Linked DNA regions of Mus musculus: region 2 is linked to region 1. Evidence: chromatin loops called from intact Hi-C (ENCODE). Cell type or tissue: heart. All regions are shown on one strand. Links, peaks and the distances in the headings refer to the core of each region. The heading gives the core; the rest is flanking DNA.

What was found. Hi-C counts contacts between places; a loop is a spot of excess contacts. Peaks named below come from ENCODE experiments on the same cell type or tissue, not always from the same donor. Only the 100,000 strongest peaks of a DNase experiment are listed, where the experiment ranks them.
Region 2: it touches region 1 in a loop (3-fold over the local background); 1 of 42 quality-filtered maps calls a loop at or near these places.

What each region holds. Positions count from the first base shown.
Region 1 is chrX:11,997,776-12,000,678 of GRCm38, forward strand. No RefSeq gene overlaps it. Among named protein-coding and RNA genes, the nearest start is that of Gm34301, 2.9 kb to the right of the region's middle. In heart, for the core only: a CTCF peak has its summit at 1,400; a DNase peak (open chromatin) is centred at 1,406; H3K4me3 peaks cover 1,318 bases; H3K27ac peaks cover 2,489 bases; H3K27me3 peaks cover 2,500 bases.
Region 2 is chrX:11,418,137-11,421,039 of GRCm38, forward strand. Gm34077 (a long non-coding RNA gene) reads right to left here and starts at 504. Exons shown (of 4, transcript XR_386893.2): 1 at 125-504. In heart, for the core only: no CTCF peak of the experiment used is centred there; DNase peaks (open chromatin) are centred at 255 and 1,125; H3K27ac peaks cover 386 bases; H3K27me3 peaks cover 1,290 bases.

The sequences.
Region 1 (2,903 bases), core at 228-2,727:
AAAAACAGAGGATAATCTGCCTTAAATTTTCCCAGCTTTGACACAAAAGGGGGGAAATAGCCTGTACAGTAGGAGAGAGCATCTAGACTAGAAGGTGTAGGGAATATCCCAGGAATTGGCAACCCCTGATGCCTTGCGAACCTGGGACCTAGGAAAAGACCAGGGGCTTTATCTGGCCTTGGGCAGGCTTCCAACCAAGGGGTTCACACAAAGTGAGCCCTCTGCCTCCCCAGAGCACAACCTGGCCCTGCAAGAGCCCAAGAGGACTCAAGTCCCAACACATGGGACCCTCCCAGACCCCACCCAGCCCTCACACCAATCCCAATCACATGGGCGAAGGAGGTCAATGTCGTTCAAGTAATTTCTCTGCGAACACAAGATGGCAGCCTTAAATAAATGCAACCCTGCGCAGCTTTTAATCTTACACATCATTAAATTCCTAATTTACACATTATGTTTTCGTGGGCCAACCCATAACTCATTAGTGTTGAACTCACGAGGTATAAAGACCACGGCACGATGGGCGCCAGAGCGCTGTCACCTGCCTGGGTTAACAGTGCCTGCCTTGGGGGCAGAAGGAAGGCATGAGAGGCGCACTGGGGTGCTAGTCTGGGCCAAGGCCGCAGCACAGGGGACCCGTGGGTACCAGGTTCAAGGTTGCATGTCGTGCTCACAGCGCTGCTGCAGGGTAAAATGTTCCCTCCAACCCTCCCGGGGCCCGCAGGCGCGAGTCCACTCGTGCACACTCACTGCTGGCACATTGGCACCCGGGTGGTGGAGCGGGGCTCCAGGCCTTTCAGGCCTCCTTGGCAGACATTTTCCTATGGAACAATTTCAAACGAGCAGTAAAAAACCAGAAACCACACAGAGTTACAAACTCTGGCTGGTTATGGGGCCCCTTTCTCCACCTCTGGCGGGGGCCCAGGGCCAGGAATTCATCAAAAGGCAAAGTGTACACGCTAAGGGCTGTGGGCGCTCTGTTCTGAGGTCCCATCTCTCCTCTTCTCCTATTGTCGAGCAGAGCAGCCTTAGCCCTCAGTTTTTTGTTTTGTTTTGTTTTGGGGGGTGGGGTGGGAGGGTGGGGGATGGGGGTGAAATGCAAGACCGTGAAAGCTGCTGCTTCCCTTCTAGGGAATGGACAGGCAGGGTCACCCAGTGTAATCTGATCGTCAGCCCCTGGCCTGGGCAAGGCGTACCCTGAAGGAGAGGGAAGCTGTGGCCTGCTCCGGCCTGGGATCTTAGGGACTTGATGTGTGCGCGGGACCGGAGCGCGGACGAGCTGGCCTCGCTAGGCGGTACAGGGCCAAGCCCCTTAGGTGCTTCGCGTCTCAGCCAAAGGCGGCCAGCTCCGCGCCTGCGGCGGAGTGGGAGGGAGGAGGCTGGGAGAGCGCCCCGCCCTCGCCGCCCGCGGTCACAGGGGCAATTACACTCCTCGCTGCAGACGGTTACCAGCTCGCCCGCGCATCCCTCTCCGGCTCCCCTCCCTCCTCCGCACAACTGCTTGCTCCATCTTAGCGAGGGCGCCGCGGAAACGCGGCGGCGGCCGGCGGCCTCTGGGGACTTCCCTAGGCTTCTGGCTCTCCGTGAGCCGCCCAGATCGCTGGGGCGAGGCCGTCGTCCTCCCCACCACCAGCCTGGGGAGCGATTTTGCCGATGGTGAAAGGGCCGCCAAACCCTTCCCCGAGGCTTTGCAAAGCCCCAGCCCCAACCAACGCAGCAACCCCCACTCCTCTCCAATCTCACGGGTGCCAGTAATCCGGGTGCCCCCCTGACCCGTGTGTCCTTTCCTAGTCCCAGAGCACGATTAAATCTCTAGCCCGAAACCTCAGAGGGCTTTAGTCTGCCAGGCAGGCGTCCTCGGCACCAAATTAACAGTCCCCCCCTCCCGCCCCCTATGGCTTCTACAATTCCGGAAGGTGTCTTTGAAGCTGTGAATGAAAACTCGGGTTTTGGATTAAGGCTTTATTTCCACCTAGCTGCGTGATTTGAAGCGAGTTTCTTAACCTTGGATGTTACATCTGCAAAGTGGAAGAAATGACGCCCATCTAAGGGTGGCTGCTTGGACTGGGAAGAGATACATATGGGTAGTAGGTGACATGCTTGGCACAATATCCTGGTGGAAATCATTATTGCCACAAGGCCACAACTGTGGTGACATTAGTCAGATCTCCACCACCACACACAAACCCGAGGCTAAGGCCTGTCGGAGTTCTGGCACGCTTCCTGCAAAACAAGGTGCGCAGAAGCCACGAGCTAGGCCTGAAGGGAGGACAGTGGGAGCGAGGGGTTGCTAACCAAGCGAATCCCTCAGCCATCCTTTACAAATGAATAGGGCTCTGTCTCAAGCTTCCGCCATTCCAACGCCAGGTCTACAACGCCTAAGGCTTAAACCTGGCGCGGCAGTAAATTTAGCCTGAAGGCAGCGCCTCTTGTGGGGCGGGGATGGATGTCTCCTAGCTGGAAGGATGGAAAGCGATCAGGGTAGGGAAAAGGAGTTGCTTCTGGGAAGAAGGGTCTGGGAAAAGAAACATTTCCGGCCGCTGGAGGGGCACTGACGAAAAGAAATAGGACGCAAAAGAAGCCCCCCCCCCCCCAGAACTTGGGCCACTGTGGGAGCCGAGCGAGACAGACTTCCCATCTGGGAAGGGTTGCCTACGGGTAATTGGGTTTGCTCGAGTTGCCTCTATAATTAATAAGTGATTTGACTTGGAGATTGGAAATAGTCATTGAAAGGAAGCCGCAGGCTTAGGGGTGTGAGGCCCGGGAGCCTCCCTCCGAAATCCAATGGCCGAGAAGAAGGACGGTTTGAGGAACAGGACGAATGTGATAATATTGGCATCCAACCTTCTAGTGTTTGAGTAATTCGTTGCTTAGCTACTTTGGATAGGCCATTATTTTGCAAA
Region 2 (2,903 bases), core at 172-2,671, 580 kb before region 1:
GGGAGGGACTGAGATACCACATTCCTAATGAACCCTGGGAGTGACAATGACAACAGTCACTGCCCACACTTTGAACATCACCCCCTTCCCATGCCCTTCACATATGAGAACGCTCCTAACTTACCTCTATAATCCTTTGAGGTGAAAATCATTTGTAACCTCAATCTCCAGACAAAGCAGGAGGTAGGTGGAGGGCCTGCGACTGGCCCAAGGTCTTCTAATTAGAACCCAAGGCAGTCGAGCCACCGAGGCCGTAGCTATAACAAGTATCCTTTCAGCTGAGGAGAGCGGAGCGTGCGCACGAAGCATTTGGACCCAAGCCTGCCACTGAGTAACTTTTCTCAAAATAGTAGCCCTTGTTGTCATGATTTCCATTAGAAGGCCCTGCGTCTTGAGAAAATGGTTCATTTCAGAACCCTCACTAGACCAGTGGCCTTTAATGTCCTTCCAGGTGACCTAATCTTCAGGCAAGCAGTAATCGTCCTTGGGAGGTTACAGCCAGCATTTTCCTCTTCTAGTCTTTGCTTTGTATGACGTTGTTCCGGATTCCCCAGGAACACTTCCCACTCCCGACTCTGCTTTCCCAAAGGGTTTGCTCTCTGTAATTCGGACTCTTCTAGACCCACAAAGCCAGAGCACTGTCTGTCTCCTATTCTCCCATAACTTTAGTACCTGCAGGCCAAGAAGGACAACCTACTCCAGTTTATACCAACCATAGAGAATCCAGAGCTGTCATAAGTGCCTCTGTGCCTCTTAAGCCTCAGTTTCCCACTCTGTATAGTGGGCATACCAGTACCTTATCTAGACACCTTGTATTTGCAATCAGACCATTGAAGAACAGTCGGTCTGTAGCACAGCCAGGATGGGTAATCAGAAACATCCTGTTCCCAGCCAGCAGATCTGGAGTTTCCCAGCATAGGTAGCTCCATAAGAACAGGAATCCTGTTAGCGGTGACTGTGACCAGGCTGTGGGAGGACAAACAGCTCCCTGAGAAAGGGGAAAAGGCAGAATGACAGGCTCAGTCCTAGGGTTGATCTCGGCCAAGAAAATATTTGGGTTTAGAGAATGGAGGAAGTTTCCCAGGCCAGGACAATAACAGCCCCCAGCTGTCACCCTATCTTGTGAGCCCCTGTTCAGTGTCTCTGGGACTGGGAGTGGCTGAAGGGGGGGATAAATTGTGGGAGGGAGGAAACTAGGAAGAGACAGACAGATGGAAGACTTTCCATAGGAAGGGGCTGCTTTGAATAGGACAGAGCTGGAGAGGACTTTGAGGAAGCAGCCTTCTCCTTCTCAGCAGGAGCAGAGCCCCTAGAGTCCTTTGGCTCTCCCTCCCCCACCCTGCGGCCCTCTGCAGGTCTCCTTGAATCCATATGTGGGTTTTGGCTCTGCTCGCAGGCAGGGGATTTGAGGAGCGGTTGTGTGATTTGTACAGCTGTCATTAGGGTAATTGCACGATATTTTCCCAAATTTCTCCTGCAGCTTCAGGCTTGCTTTCCAAACTTCCTGCCTGCCCGTTAACATGGGCTCTGGCGAGAGGAGCTGGCTCGGAGCCTTCCCAGCAGCTGCTAACAGCACCCAAGGGCAGTCTTCTCAAATATTCCCATGGGACCAGGCACCAGGGGTTGAGAGGAGCGACCCAAAGACTGAAGGGTAGCAGCTCCTTAAAAGTCACATTAGTGGTCACTGCTGATCATCCTTGATTCCACTTCCTTTCCCAGAATGGAAAGAGACCCAAATTAGCCCGTTCCATAGAGAAAGCAACGAAACCTTCTTAAGACACCAGAGTTTGGAAAGTTCCTTTGTTGTATGTACTGCAAGAAGGATGATGGACTGAAACCAGGCATCTCATTTCCCAGCACCCTCCCAAACCAGCACTGCTCACACTTGGCACGGCTCTCAAGCTGGCTAATGACCATGCCCAGAGAGATGCTGTAAAAATCAGGGAGCTGTGAGGGTCTGATGGGGGTGGGGAGGTCAGGGTGGGGTTGGCAGTATTTCCTACAAACTCAAAGTCATTTAGACCCAATGGTAAAGGACTGCTTCTACCTATTCTCAGGCGAAGCTGTCCATCCTCTTTACACTGCTCTGGCAAGTATTTAATCTTCTGGACTGACTCCTCTGGCCTGTTAAAATATGCACTCATGAGCAGGAGACATAGTTCAGAGGGTAAAGAGCATGGCCTGCAAGGCTGATGGCCTGAGTTTCATTTCAGGAAGAGATTACAAAGTGGGAAGAAGAGAACAGACTCCATAAGCTGCCCTCTAACCGTCATGCACATGCTGTGGTACATCCATGCCCACATTCATACATCACACACACACACACACACACGAGCATGCATGCACATGTGTGCACATTCACACACATACAAACATACACTAATAATGGTAAGTCATTTTAAAATTAACAAATAAATATAATGGCTACCCACACAGACCTGCACACAAGAATATAAGCAAGCATGTATAAACATGTACATACCAAAAAGCAAGAAAATACCTTCTCTTTGCTGCTTGTGTAGGGTGGGGGAAACTGGGGAAGAGAAAAGGAAAAGTCTGAAATTATGAACCTATGAATGAATAGAAAAAAAAGATGCTAGGAAGCCCAATATAGCGCAGGAACAATTTTTCCTAGTGGGTTCTCTAGGTTAGAACAGCCAAGGAGATGACAGACTGACGGGCTGGCACTCAGCCTCGGGGGCCATGTTCCTTCTGACCCGCTGGCTGGGGAGGGGGATGCACCCTGGAGAGCCTCGTCACTTAGCATCGCGTCTGCTCCGACATGATGCCTCCGAGTAATGTAATTTATATTTCATGCACAATTGAAGCAGCTAATGGTGTAATTCTCCAAGGGGGAAACAAGTTGTTATAGTGTTAATTACATTGCAGGCGTGTTGCCTCTC